2 separate regions of the Mus musculus genome follow, and region 1 is linked to region 2. Evidence: chromatin contacts called from ENCODE Hi-C or POLR2A ChIA-PET data. All regions are on one chromosome and are shown on one strand. Each heading gives the region's core, a stretch centred on a gene start or an enhancer-like site at or near the end of the contact. The rest is flanking DNA. Distances are from core to core; before and after follow the strand shown.

Evidence for each region. Hi-C counts contacts between places; a loop is a spot of excess contacts on that map. ChIA-PET counts read pairs that join two places held with the same protein, here RNA polymerase II (POLR2A).
Region 1: a map of heart shows a loop between it and region 2 (4-fold over the local background). The contact joins the promoter of Efna5 here to the enhancer-like site in region 2. A Hi-C loop is called at or near these places in 6 of 37 maps with a recorded cell type or tissue (heart and v-Abl transformed pro-B cells). POLR2A ChIA-PET finds 5 or more read pairs at or near these places in 2 of 5 experiments (Patski and embryonic stem cell).

Annotation. Positions count from the first base shown.
Region 1 is chr17:62,879,546-62,886,894 of GRCm38, reverse strand. Efna5 (ephrin A5) reads left to right here and starts at 5,578. Exons shown (of 5, transcript NM_207654.2): 1 at 5,578-5,889. The coding sequence starts at 5,765.
Region 2 is chr17:62,780,179-62,786,518 of GRCm38, reverse strand. The region is part of intron 1 of Efna5 (ephrin A5); the gene reads left to right. It overlaps Gm52303 (a long non-coding RNA gene), which reads right to left. Exons shown (of 2, transcript XR_003952355.1): 1 at 2,177-6,340. It overlaps Gm46583 (a long non-coding RNA gene), which reads left to right. Exons shown (of 2, transcript XR_001782160.2): 2 at 1-5,990. Among named protein-coding and RNA genes, the nearest start is that of Gm52303, 5.1 kb to the right of the region's middle. Within about 2 kb of position 3,423, at least 1 of the 3 ENCODE cell types and tissues checked has a DNase peak (open chromatin) inside an H3K27ac peak, as active enhancers do; it is heart, where a contact is called at or near this core.

The sequences.
Region 1 (7,349 bases), core at 4,329-6,828, 98 kb before region 2:
TGTGATAGTCTGTAAGCAAGATCAGAGGTTGAAAATGAATGTTTCCCCTCATCGGGCTGTCTGAGGAGAGAAGAGGCAGCAGACTTATTATTTCTAAGTGTTCTGAGAAACTTCTCTTGTGAAAGAGGGTAAAGAAGAGAGTAGATAGAGCTTCACTTCAGTCTGAGGGCAGGGTCGCGGAGTGACAGCTTAGTGGTTGGAGCTCTCACTGAGGATTTAGAACAAACACTAAAAGCTCTGCAGAAACAGTAGGATTGGCTTAAATACTATGCTAACATTCATTAGGGTTGTTTTTGTTTAATTAGGGATGTTAACTATACTTTCTTTAGTTCTTGCTCTAGAGTTTGTTTCCTCTATTACTTTTGCTGGATACAAGTTCCAATTTCACATCTTAACATAGTTAAATTTGATTTTCCTAAATTGAGAGTTGCCGAGTCTACAAACGGTGGGGGCTTGATTCACTTTTTATTTATTTAATTTATCTCATTCACTCATTTTGGCTGGACACTTGACATAATAGAACTCTACAACGCTAATTCCAATAAGCCAAATAGAAAGATTTGCCCACATTTAAAGGTAGGTATTGCTCCTGTAGTCATATCTTGGAGATCATACTTGTAAATAATTGTGTGACATGGAAAATTGTTTAAAAGCGTCTTTCAACTTAGCAGACTGGATCAAGAAACTCTGCCTCACTGGTGAGCTGATAAATAAGAATGGGCCTTATTTTCCTGAAAGATTGAAGTAATTAAGGCAAAAATAAATTACCTGGATCAGCGCTTCTCAATCTTCTATCCTCATTAGAATTCTCCAGAGAGCTTTTTAAAAATTACAGATCCAGGTCTAGCCTAAACAACGGGGGCTCAGGCACTCTCCTTCTAGAGAGCTCCCCTCAGTGATTCTAACTCATAGTTTAGATTAGAACACAGATTTGGTCAGTTAAAAGCAAACAAGACAAAACAAAACAAAACAAAAATAAAAAAAAAAAAAAAGAAAAACCCAAAGCAAAACAAAACTAAATCAATCAACCAACCAACCAATCAATCAATCAATCAATCAATTAGAGCCAATTCATGTTTTGAGGCAAATAATGGTTTTGCCTCAGTATTACTGGTTTTAAAGTTACCAGAGTACTTGTCTGCTGATACCCATTTACAGGACTGGGAGGGCCCTGCATAGACCATTACCAACCTGCTTTTAAGGTTCTACCCTGTTTTCATCTTGTGGAACTTAACACCTTCATCAATTCCATGAATTTTTATTCCTTCACTTTTAATGGCTCTTGTTTTCTTTTGGTTGGACAAGAGGCTCCTGCCTTAGCTGAAGAAAAGCTACTCATTGTATAAAGAGCAGATTGGTAACATGGGGTTAAAACCACTATTTTATATGGAACTATTTTCTATGGATTTACTGTGTGTGTCTTCCGACAGAGCTAGTCACATTACCTCGTAAGGCGTGTATAGTTAATATATACTTCTCTTCCAATTGTATCCACTCACGTATTCAAGGGTCACATTGCTTAGTAAGTCCAATGTCAATACTTGGCTCCAGAGGAGACATTTAATTTAGAATTATTTCTAATAGACATCTGAGTTCTGTTTTGAACTATTTCAAATCTAGTATCTTATTCCAACCCCATGAATCATTTTAAGGAAGACCATAGCATACTTTTGTCTCATTAAAATAGGGCCATTCCTATTTAAAATAAAGTGGAGATGTTTAAGATATTAAAATGGACTTGTTCTTTTGGTTTGATGACTTTTTACATCTATATGCATTTCCAAGGGGGAAATAAGCATGTATTATTTCTTTTTTTTTGTCTGCCCCTTTTCAACTGTGGTGTCTTAGGAAGCCAGCTGGCTCCGTCCCTGATACCTGATAGCTCTTTGAGACTCTTTCTGAGTTTCAGCATTTTCCTCAAGACAGAAGTCTTGAATTCCCTCCTTCCTAAAGATACACATAACCTTTTAAAGGGTTCAGAATATTTCCTGCAGAAATATTCTCATGTGCCTTTGTCACATGAGTGCCTATTACAGTTACCATCAAAAAGGCTGGGAAAGAAATCTATCCTTCCACAGCAGAGAGAAAAAAAAAAAAAAAAAAAAAAAAAAAGCATACCCTGAACTTGTTCACCAGCCAGAGGGACAGCAGCATTTTAAATGAAAACCCAAATTGATTTTAATAGTAAAAATCTTATCGTCTTGTTTCTTTAAGGTGTATCCCTCCTTTCTTGACGTTGGAAATTTGGTGAAAGAAGCAGAGGAGAGCTTAAGCGAATAGAATAGTCTCAATTTAAACTCTTATAAATTAGTCTATCAGTTGGTCAGTCATGCAGTCTAACGATAACGGTTGTAATTTACGTCTGGTCACTCAACATGGACGTTCCTTCAGGATAATTAGGGAAAATCTCCATCACGTCCAGTAACGCCCAGCCTGTGGGAACTGCTTCTTTCCTCTCATGTCTTCACTCATCCTGACCTTAGATTTTCCATCAGGCTCAGCGTGGGCTGAGGCTGCCGTCAATGCCCCTGCTGGGTGCGGACTGCAGGCCGACCACTGGAGGGCGTCTGGACGCTTCCAAATTTCTCCGAAGCGCCTGGAAACCCCAGGCCGAGCTTTGGAAAACGCAGGATGGAGAATTTGATATTTAATTTTATTCGTCTAATATGTAAAAGGGAAAAGACGCAGTGTTGAGAGGATGGAAAGAAAGGTAAACGGCTTTCTTTTTTGGGTTCGGCCTTCTTACCAGGCTGTATACACTAGAGAACAAAATAAAAAGTCTGGGATGCAGGTCTCAGCAGCATCGGGTATGGGGCTCGATGCCAGGGCGCAGGACCACAGGGGACCCGTCCCGAGGCGCCAGGACTCCTCGCTCCCAGGAGATCCGGCTTAGCTGGCCTCAAAGGATCTGGGCCCTGCAACCTCCTGACCAGCCCAGGAATGCACGGCCTTTTTTCAGCAATAAAGGCGTTTTCCCTCCCTCTCACTATTTCCCTCCCTTTTCTTCTCAAACCGAGTTTAGTTCAAGATATTTATGTGGGGTGTGCGTGTGCGTAGCGAACCAGCCCCAGGATCCGCGTGGAAAAGGTGTAAAGTACTGACGGGCTCGCGCGCTGCGTTTTTCTCCTTCCAGCTGAAGGTTCACCCTGAATTGTAATCACTTTAAACTGAGATTTTTTTTTTCTCCGACTTTTCAAAACCTGCTTTCAGAGAATCACTTTAAAGAAAAGTCCCATTTCCTGCCCCCAAGCCTTTAAATCTCGGGTAGAAAGAGAGGGTTGAAAGGCACAAGAGAGATGCTCAGATTTCCAGATGACCCTGCGCGGCGTGTGCGGCGTGAAGAACCGAGCGGAGGTTTACACGAACTCCGATTTACTTAGGGCTGCCCTAGCCAGTCAGCGCAGACTTCACGTCACCTGAGCGGTCCCCGAAGCAATTTTCGGCTCCCCTTTTGGAGTGGGAGCCAGTTTCTTTTCAATCGAAAGACCCTACTCCCAAGTAAAAAAAAAAAAAAAAAAAAAAAAAAAGATGCCAAATCACTCTGAGTCCAGACGCACTTCAGCAACCAAAGGGTTACTCGTGCTGCCGGGCTGGGCCGCGGAGAGGGTGCCTCGGCACTCTCAGTAATTCAATTAGTCAGGTTTCAGGAAGGTGGGGCGGGGGTGGGGGTGGAGGCGTGGGGAGGGAGGAGATGAGGAAAACGCCTCTTTCTCCCGGAGCAAACCAATCCGGTTAGAGAAAAGAGAGGGGAAAAAAAAAAAAACCGATCTGTAAGCAAACAGCAGGCCTCTCCCTGACTGGTTACTCCAATCACCCCCCACCCTCCAAGTAAACTGCATGGAGGGAGGGGGAGTGGGGAGGGGAGCAGCCCACATGACCTGGGCCGCGGAGGCAGCAGCGCCGGCGGCGCCTCCCCCTGCTCGGTCCGGAGCTCACCCCCCACGCTCGCGCCGCCTGCCAACCCAGCGCCCCGCGCAACACGCCCGGGCGGAGCCCCCCTCCCGCTGGCCCACGTCCACGTCCACGCGCGCGGGCTCGCGTGGTGCCGAGGCTGCTGCCGCCTGGGCCGCCGCGGCAGTCGGCTTTACACGCAGGTCATTAACGAGGGGGCGTGCCCGAGGAGATTTTTTTTCCCATAAAGCATTTTTTCTCTCCTTTTCTTTTTTTTTTTTTTTCCCTCCTCTTTTGCAAAACTGACTTTTCCCCTCCTTTCTACTTCTCGCCAGTCTTCCCAACCTCTCCAGGCTGCTCGCGCCGCTGCACTCAAGTTTATTTTCCCGCCTGGGCAGAGGTTTTAGGATTCGGTCGGTGGCTTTCACCTCTCGTTACTGCTGTGCCTAAGGAGGGAAGGAGGAGGCAGCTCCGGATCGGGAAGGTTTTCTGATGTAGTCATCGGGGAGGTGCCAGCAGCTCGCGTGTGCTCCCTCTCCCTTTTTCCCTCCCGGTTTCAAACTGATTGATGAATCTCTACAAGTTGCTGGGGTTGGGGCCGGAGAGGTCCGAGTCCCAGGGACACTTCTGAGAGCTCCCCCCCGGGGCTCTGGGCACGCCGTGCGGGGGTTCAGCCTCTCTCCCGGAAGGCGAACGGAGACTGTCATCAGCCCATCCCGGACTTGGAGGGCTCCATCCGAAAGTGATTGTTTCCCCTCTCGCTTCTCAGCCCGGCAGTTGGCTTGGCGTCGCCCTGCAGGTTTGGGCATCCCGGCCCCGCCTGGCTGGCTGGTTCACAACCTCTGCTCTTCATTCACTCCGCGGCACCCACACCCGGCCAAGACAAGCTAGCAGGAGAAATCCCCGACTCAGCCAGCGCCCGGGGGTGCCATCTCGCTCTGCCTCTGCGGTCGGACTCCTTTGGGGACCTGCTGGAAGACGTGAAGAGCCAAACTTTTCTTGGAGCCTTTTCCGAAGCAAGACCCGCTCCTCCTCTCCTCGCCTGAGCGCTCGGCTGCGGCTTTGGGCAGTTCCAGGACTCCGGCAGAGCCGGGCTTGCGGATCCAGATCGCCACTCTTCTCTGCGCACCTCCGGGTACCGCAGTCCACAGGACTCCTGCGAGCCTTGCGGGGGGTCGCCTGGCCAAGGCACAGAAGGGAGGCTCCGGACTGCTTCCAGCCTCCTGGGGACACCAGTGTGAGGACGCCCCCCCCCCCGCCCCCCTCCACACAGCGCCCTCCTCCTGCAGTTTCTCTCCGGCCGCCAAAGTAACTTGGAACAAAGCGGGGCGCACGGTGAGGGCCCAGCGCGGCGGAGGAAGCCCGTGCAGACCGCGGCGCCGACACTGAGCCGGGCCCGGCGGGCCGGTGTATGTCTCCCCGCAGCCGCGGCGCTCAACTCCCCGTGACTGTGCAGCGCGCGCCGCCGCCTGCCCCGACCCGCGCTGCCGCCGCCCGGCCCCGCACGCACCTCCCTCTCCCGGGGTGACCGGCTTGCAGCCGCCGCCCGAGACACAGCTCCGCACCCCTACCCCCGCCCTCGCCGCCGCCACCGCACACACGCACGCGTCTCTCCGTCTTGTGATTCTTCTCCCCTCCCGAGCCCTTCAGTGGGGGTGCGAGTTTGTCCCCCCGCCCCAGCCACTGCCTCCTTCTTCTCTCTCTCCTCTTCCTCTTCCTCCCGCGCTCGCCGCGCGCCTCTCGCCCCTTCATCGTATTTATTCCTATTTATTTGGCGTCCGCTCTCTTCGTCTGCCCCTCTCCCTCCCTCCCCCTGGATCCCCGATCTCTCCCCGGAGTGGCGCGTCGGGGGCTCCGCCGCTGGCTAGGCGTGATGTTGCACGTGGAGATGTTGACGCTGCTCTTTCTGGTGCTCTGGATGTGTGTGTTCAGCCAGGACCCGGGCTCCAAAGTCGTCGCCGACCGCTACGCCGTCTACTGGAACAGCAGCAACCCCAGGTAAGGTGGCCGGGGCGGGGGCGCCAAAAGCTCGGGCTCCGCGGGCCTGGGCCGGGAGCAGGGGACACGGCGGCCGGGAGCGGCGCGCACCAGCCGCAGGCAGCGCGCGCCCTCGGAGCCTGCGTCGCCAGACGCCGCTGGCCGCCCGGCGCCGGCGGGAAGCGCTCGCTCCGCGCCGCTCTTTGTTAAGCCAGGGCGGCAGGGCCGGCGGCTGCTAGCAATCCCCAGGGCTGCGCGGAGCCGCTGCCTCCGACCGGGTGCGGGGAAGACACGGGAATGGGCGGGAGCCCCGGACCCGGGCCATCGCTTCCCAGTCGGGGAGATTGGCCCGCACCTCCGGATCCCGGCTTAGAGCTTGGGTGCTGGTAGCCTCGGGTGCGTACTGCCAAGAGGTCCTCCCTGGAGCCTGGGGGGCGCGGGGCTGAGGCCGGGATCCTGATAGATAGCATCAAAGTTTTCTTTTTTTTTTAATTTTAAAATTTTTACTTAAACATAATGCCTTCTTTTACCTCCTTGCGCGCATAGAGAGAGCGCGTACCGGTTAGAGGGAAGCAAAGGGGGGTTGGAGGGATGGGTGAGTGGAAAGCGGAAGCTTTAGGGTTTAATGTTCTTTTTAACTGCGAGATAACTGTTAGGTGACCCCCCCCCCCCCCACACACACACCGCCAAGTCGGTCTAGGCCCATCGCGCTTGGCCCTGGAAAGGATTCTCCCAGCTCGGGCACCCTCCTTTCCCCCCCAGTGGGCTTAAGGTGCCAGAAAGTTTGATCGAATGCCGGGTTACGTCACGAGTGCAGAGCGAGCCGCTGGAGTTGGCAAGCCGGAAGGTGGGAGCCTTCGCCCCGGGGCCTGGCGCTGTGCAGCTGGAGGGACGCGCGTGGTTACCTGCGACAGCGTCTAGGCGACCCCAAAGCCTGCGGGCTTGGCGGGAGGCTGGAAGCGGGCGCCGGGGACTTCCTTAGCGCACGCTCTGGGCCCTAGCTTGCCGCAGCCACCCTGCGATCCTGGACCCCGGAGAGGGGAGGAGGGTCGTCCACAGCACCAGGCAGACCCTTTCTGGTCCGGGCTGCTCCCAAACCTTACTTTCTCCCGGATCTGGACCCAGCAGTCGGTCCCGCTGGGCCCACATCGCTCTGCTTTCAGCTGTGGGCTGGTAGTATTGGTGTGTTGTTCTGGGAGGGAGGCAGTGTCGCTTGTACCTAGGATCACAGGTTTTTCTCTGGGCTGAAGTGGAAGTTGTGAGGAAAGAGGCGGGAGACCGAGGACTGAGCCTGTGGTTGTGGCGCATCTAAAGCTCTAGGCGAGGGGGCCGGCGGACGCCTACAATTCAGTTTCCCACCAGCCCTTTCTAGCGCCTCCAGCTTTCCCTCTGTTATGAATTCAGAGGTTTTCCCGGTTGTCAAGGGTCAGCTGGGATGAAGAGCTGATTTCTCCAGGAACGCTCATGATTGCCCATCCTAG
Region 2 (6,340 bases), core at 2,174-4,673:
TGAGCCCAAGGGCTTCTTTTAATAGGCATTAGTTAAGGCCTAGAATTGGGTAGACATTTGTGAAGGAGACTTGAAGTTTGGAACAGAATTGGTCTTTATAGCTTTTCCATGGGGGGAAATCTTCTTAGGAGAATAAAGGCTGCCTGCTAATCTGCTACCATCTGGAGAATGAAGAAGCCAGAGGTTGTTGGCACCAGGTCACATCCCTTATGTAAACTGTCAAATTCTTTTCATATTAATGGCATATTGAGTTTAATCTGAGGGGTATCAGACAGAGCTTATTTATTGATACTCTCTCTCTCTCTCTCTCTCTCTCTCTCTCTCTCTCCTCTTGCTGACATAGTTTCTAAGTATTGTTACAATATGAGAGTATTGTAACACAGTGTAGCTTAAAAAAAAAAAAACCAGAACAAGGTTGGCTTCCTGAGAGATGGCGGACTTCCCTTGTGCTAGCACATGGCTTACTGTTGTGATGTTTGCAGAGGTGAATAACCTTCTCCACGGCTTGTCCAGCTGATAGCCACTGTACTTACCCCACATTTGAAATAAAGAGAGGCTGATTCTGGCTTTCCTAGAGAATGCATGTGTGAACATGGATGTGCAGTTTGGAGCCTTTGGACACGTGGAGCAACTGAAGTCATCCCAAGTCTTATGGGGGTCATCTACTGTCTAAGTGGTAACCAGTAAAAGTTCTTTGCATTTGAACATAATTATGAGAACCTCTGGCTTCCTGTAGACACAGGGTCAGGTAAACTACAGGTGTCTTGATAACTCTATTCAGAGAAGAATTATTCCCCAAACGGGTACAGATTGATCGGGTTCATTGTAAAATTGCTCAGTTCCCCCCTCTTATAAATAAAAATCAGCCCACATTGTCATTCTCACAGCTTTTGGTAGGTAAACATTTCCCTCATCAAGCTATTCCTGGGGATGCCTGCCTACAGGACCAGCTAAGGCAAGAGGTGAATAAAATACACTCTTGAATTAAATATTGTCCCACATCGGACATGGGGACAAAAACACACCTGACGGTCAGCAAGCGTTCTTCGAACTAGCACATACAAGGATAACTATAAACTGTTTCATTTGGGTAGTCTTCCACTTGCAGAAGAAACACAAAGAACTGAAAACTAAAAATTTCAGCAAACTGGATCCAATAAAGAGCAAACAACCCGTTTCGATGTATGGCAGTGTCTTTAAAATTCAGAAATAAGGGATCCCCCCCCCACCCCCCCCACCCCCGGTCCTGTATTCCATGGGCGTTTCTTCTTACCCCTTGGTTTCGTATGTAAACTAGAAAATGAAAACCAGACCCAGTGACCCAAAGGGGATGAAGCATGTTTGTTTTGTCTATTATATTTCTCTGCTCACGCCTAGATGCCTTGCATCCCTGTCCCCCGTGTTTGAAGTCGAGAGCTGGGAACAGACATGAGATTGAGGTCCCAGGGGGAAGCCAAGTTCAGCCTGAGCTGGTGAACTCTCGGAGACTAAGGGCATATAACTCCGAGCTAAAGACGCTCAAGTATGACGTTTCTGTCAGGAGTGCAGAGACCCGTGTGCCTCCACAAACAGGTTTTCTTTGTGGTAGTCTGAACCAGCTGAGCGCCGTGGCAATTTTCCTTGAGTAACTAGTTCCAATGGACGACAGCGAGTTTAAACACGAGCCCCAGATTACAAAGTGTTTTCTGCCCAAAGTGTTTTGCTGGAATTTTTTTTGGGGGGGGGGAGACGACGGGGGGGGGTAGTGTGCCAATATTGTGAAACATTAGCAGGGTTTTGTAAGAGGCCAAACATAGGACAAAATAGGTGAGAGGGGAAAGCGGAGACACTGGAAGAGCAGCTCATGAAAAAATGTCTGTGCACCTAGTAGCTCGCAAAGAAATAGGGGGTAAGTGGGGGATGGCGTGGGAACACAAGGCTGATTTTAGGTCACTCGCTGGCAAGGTGTTCTGTCTACTGTTCGAATGGGTTTTAATCCTAGGCTGCTGTGTCATGTGCTTGGGACCTTAAGTAATTACTATTAAGAATGTCACAATAAACCGGAGCCATTAGAAGGATAGTGGAGATTTAGTCCCATAGTCAAGCGCTATAAACATGTGAGTGTAATTTAGGAATCCTTTCTGCGGCTGGGCCCCATAAAATGGCCTCTTTCCTCCCTGGCTTTCCAACGTCTCACCTGCAAAGCAGTAATCAGCGTAGTCATTCTTTCCAGCCGCCTTGTAATTTATCTGACTGCAGAGAACCGTGACGGAGGTAGATTGTGGTTGGGGCGGTGACCCGCACCTTTTGCTCTTTTTGTGTGCTTTGCGAGGGACTCGCCCATCTAACCCTGCCGGATTCTCTGTGCTGTGCAAGCAATTCTGCCTTCTCTGGAGAGAGACCAAGAGGCGGAGTTCAGAGTGGCGGCCAGCAGGGGGCGCCCTTGCCAGATAAGAACAGTTTTTTTTTTTTTTTTCTTCCCCCAATACCAACATAGCACAAACATCACACAGTCGCTATCCTGTCCTTTTAAATTAATTTGGCTCAAGATTGGCCCCCAGAAACATTTTGCTTTGTGTTCCCAGCTCCCGGGCCACACCTGTCTGACAAGTTCTTCCACATCACTGTTTCCAGCTTCCATCACCTTAGCTGCCAAATGGTCACCTTTTACTTAGAAACTGGAGAGTGGTTTTTTTTCTCTCTTTCTATATCACAGGTCAAGCTGAAGGGCACAGTCACCTGCAGGGAATGGGACCAAGTATGTTCACTGAGCATTTTGCTGTTTTACATGAGCTCACCAAGAAAGAATGTCTCTACGAGGGAAGGAAAAACCTGTTTCCTTAGAGTGGCCCACAGCTTGTTTTCTCTTGTCAGGGTGATAGCTCTTTGGTTCCTGCCAGTGGGTATACACTGGGAAAGGTGGGAAAAGATCCTGAAAATTCCAGGGGTGGGCGATTCTTCTAGCTGGGAGGACAGTGTCTGATTCCTAAGGGTGACTCAGTACAGTAATTCTGACAGTCTAAACAGCACGCACACACACAAATACATGAGTGTGAATGTGTGGTAGATGACAGTCTATCAGGGTGGTGACTAGAGGAAGCATTTTGTTTCTTAAAAGCTTGGCTTCCATGAACTTGGTGCTGGACCTTTATTGGATAAAGTCCTCCCACCCAGCCAGACAGCCAGACGTCTGCACAGGAAGAGTTCCCAGTGCACACCAGGGCCTGTTACCACAATCTAATGCTTTATCGGGAGAGCCTTTTCTCGACTGCCCGAGCCACTAGGATCCTGTGCCCTCTGCTCTGCTGGAGGACGAGCTGCCCTGACACTAGAACGACTGCCACTCTGGCTGAGGTGAGGTGGAGGGCAGAACCTGCAGCAGGGGATGCTGTACTCTGCTTCAGGCTCTGAGCCCTCCTCTGCTCCCCATCCTCTGAGGCTGGCTCCAGTTTTCAGCTAGTCCTCAGGCAGCCGTGATTCGCAAATCACTGCTTCCTGTTACACATTCTAAAAGGGAAAGAACACAAGGACCTTGAGAGCAGGTACTTAGCGCCGAGGCAGCAAGGTGAACTCATTGAGTCTCGGGTAGCTTTCAGGAGTCTGTGCGCAGTGAGTTTGTTCAGATGTTTAGTAGTTGGCAGTTATTTGAGGACATGACGTTTTCTTGCTTTTCAGCCCCTTGCAAGTCTTTAACCATTTCAGCTATCTAAAGAGAGAGTCACAACTCCTTTATCTGTTGGTTCTAGTTTGCTCATGTAAATGGCCTGGTTAAGGTAGTCACACATGTGCAAAATAAGGCCTCAGAATTAGTTTACTAAAAAAAAAAAAAAAAAAGAATGGCATTTATTTTCTGTCCCGGCACCCTGCTACTAACAGAGTCATTTAATGCCTGCTTCTCAAGCTCTTCTTCATTTTAGAAGTCATCTTTAGATGATGTCTTTCCCTAAGCCTCATTGTTCATGAGTTATATTGTGAATCCATTTGGACACTGACCAGGAACTTGGTATAATTGCTCACACACAAGTAAAAGCTTTCTCTGTGTATTAATTAGTTGATATAAGGGATTAAGATGGTTACAGGAAAGGCCTTGCTGCTTCCCCGGGAATAGTTAGGCCAGGTGGGTGCCAAGGCTTTGTCCGATCCCATTTGCTCAGCAGGTTCCCTTGATGAAGGCACAGAACATGTACAGCAGCGGGACTCCATGAGGCAGGAAAACACAGGGTCTTTTGGATTCACTGTTTCTGTTGATATGAAATGTGGAGTATTAATCAAGACTAATTACAAGCACTGAGTTTAGAACAAACTGGAGGGCAGCTCAGGGCATGGTTATATCTGTAATCATGGGCTGTAAGGTACCAGGATAATTACTAGAAATTAGAGGTCCTTCAGTTTTGGGTCTTCTCAAAAATACAGGAAGAGTTTCTCTCCCCTACCAGGAGCTGGGCCTCTGCTCTGAACTTGTGTTAAACAGATACAACATCTTTGAAATATGCCTTACACACACTGTGTCAAAATTTAGAAGTTATAGAAAGAATCCAGATAGTTCTAGCCTATCCTTCTCCTCTTTTGAACTTGAAATAAAAGTTGGAATATATTTGGTTGGGGTAGAATTTAATAGTTCAGTGCCCTTTACTCAAAGACTGTTTCGTGGAATATTATATTTTTTTAAAAAGAAAATATCTACAGTCTTTTATATGAATAAGTTTACCATCACGTCTTTTATTTGAAAAACAGTAGTGTGTAATTGTTTCACAGTGTGGGTTTCAGACTGTAGCTGCCATTTCTGTGGTGGCCCCTGTGTTTTTAGAGGAACCTCCACATGCCTTTAATCCCAACACTTGGGAGGCAGAGGCAGAGGCAGAGGCAGAGGCAGAGGCAGAGGCAGAGGCAGAGGCAGAGGCAGAGGCAGAGGCAGAGGCAGAGGCAGAGGCAGAGGCAGGCAGATTTCTGAGTTCAAGGCCAGCCTTGGTCTACAGAGTGAGTTCCAGGACAGCCAGGGCTACACAGAGAAACACTGTCTCGAAAAACCAAAAAAAAAAAAAAAAAAAAAAAAATAATAATAGTAAGAGGAGCCTTCTAAAAAGCCACCTGCAAGAAGAGGAAGTAAGGGGGTGGGGAGAGAAGAGAAGGGGAGGGAAGGGGTTCATCTCAAGTGTAGGAAGCTCCGCAGCCAGGTTGCCTGCAGTCTGTTGCAGGTCTGTGTAGGTCTGTGTAGGTCTGCAGTCCGTCCTAACCGCACTAATGTCTGTGCTTAGAGAAGAAGCACAAAACTCTTGGCCCTGGCCCCACTTCTGCCCTCAAGGACAGGACCCCTGGCTCTTGTGGCTGTCGTCTTGTGTTCACGACAGCTGCTGTCTAATTTGCCAGGAGGTTTTTATGAGAAGTTCTTAAAGGAAATGTCATTTCTGTTAACTTCAATGGAGTTGGCTTTGGCTGTGAGCAGTCGGAGCTCTGACTTATATGTGCACTTGGGCCCAGACTGGCATTAAGTGGATGAGCAGAGACTTAAAGGTACATATGTACCACCCTCATGCTGGCACGAAACACAGTGGCATGCTTTATGAGTGTGTGTGTGTGCGTGTGTGTGTGTGTGTGTGTGTGTGTGTGTGTGTGCACACGCACATGTGCTCATGCTTAAGCTTAGAGAAAGGACTAGGTCAGTAGGCTGCAGGGAATTGTGGGAGAACTAGCAATTTTTATGACATCCTCTTTTGTCTTGACATGTCTAGAAACAGGTGGATTTATAAGAACACAGAGGGCTTATACTAATTTTATAAAAGTGAAGGGCTTTACATCTAAGATACACTCAATTTGTTTACTTGCGTGTGCGTTTGCTTGCTTGTTATTTGTGGTGCTGCAGGTTGAGCCCAGGTTCTTGAACTTGCTGTGTAAGTATACCATTTCTTCACTAGGCTCCAAGCCTGTATGGTTGAATTTTACCTACTTCGGAAGTAGCTGATTTCAGCCTCACACAGACTCGGACCTCTAATAAATTCAGGCTTATTCATGTTGCTGCTTGACTCTTTTACATCGAACAATTCTCCCCATCATCTCCTGGTCCATGTCTAGCTGTGCTGAGAGGGGCTTCTGTATCTGCTGACCTGACAGCTCCAAGGAGCCCTGAGAGAAGTCACTGCATGTCTCAGGCATACCTGAGACTGGAGCTGGTGGCCTCTGTGGCTTCCTTCTGTCCTTATGGGTTTGTTCTTTTACAATTTTATCACTTAGGTGTTAATACAGTGCTGTGTTAAACCGCTCTCCCTGGCTCTCTTTAGTGTTTTACTTTTTCCTCATAATCTTTACCTTGCCCCCCACCCCCCATGGCTTCCCAATTAAAACGCATTCACCCTCTCACACACAC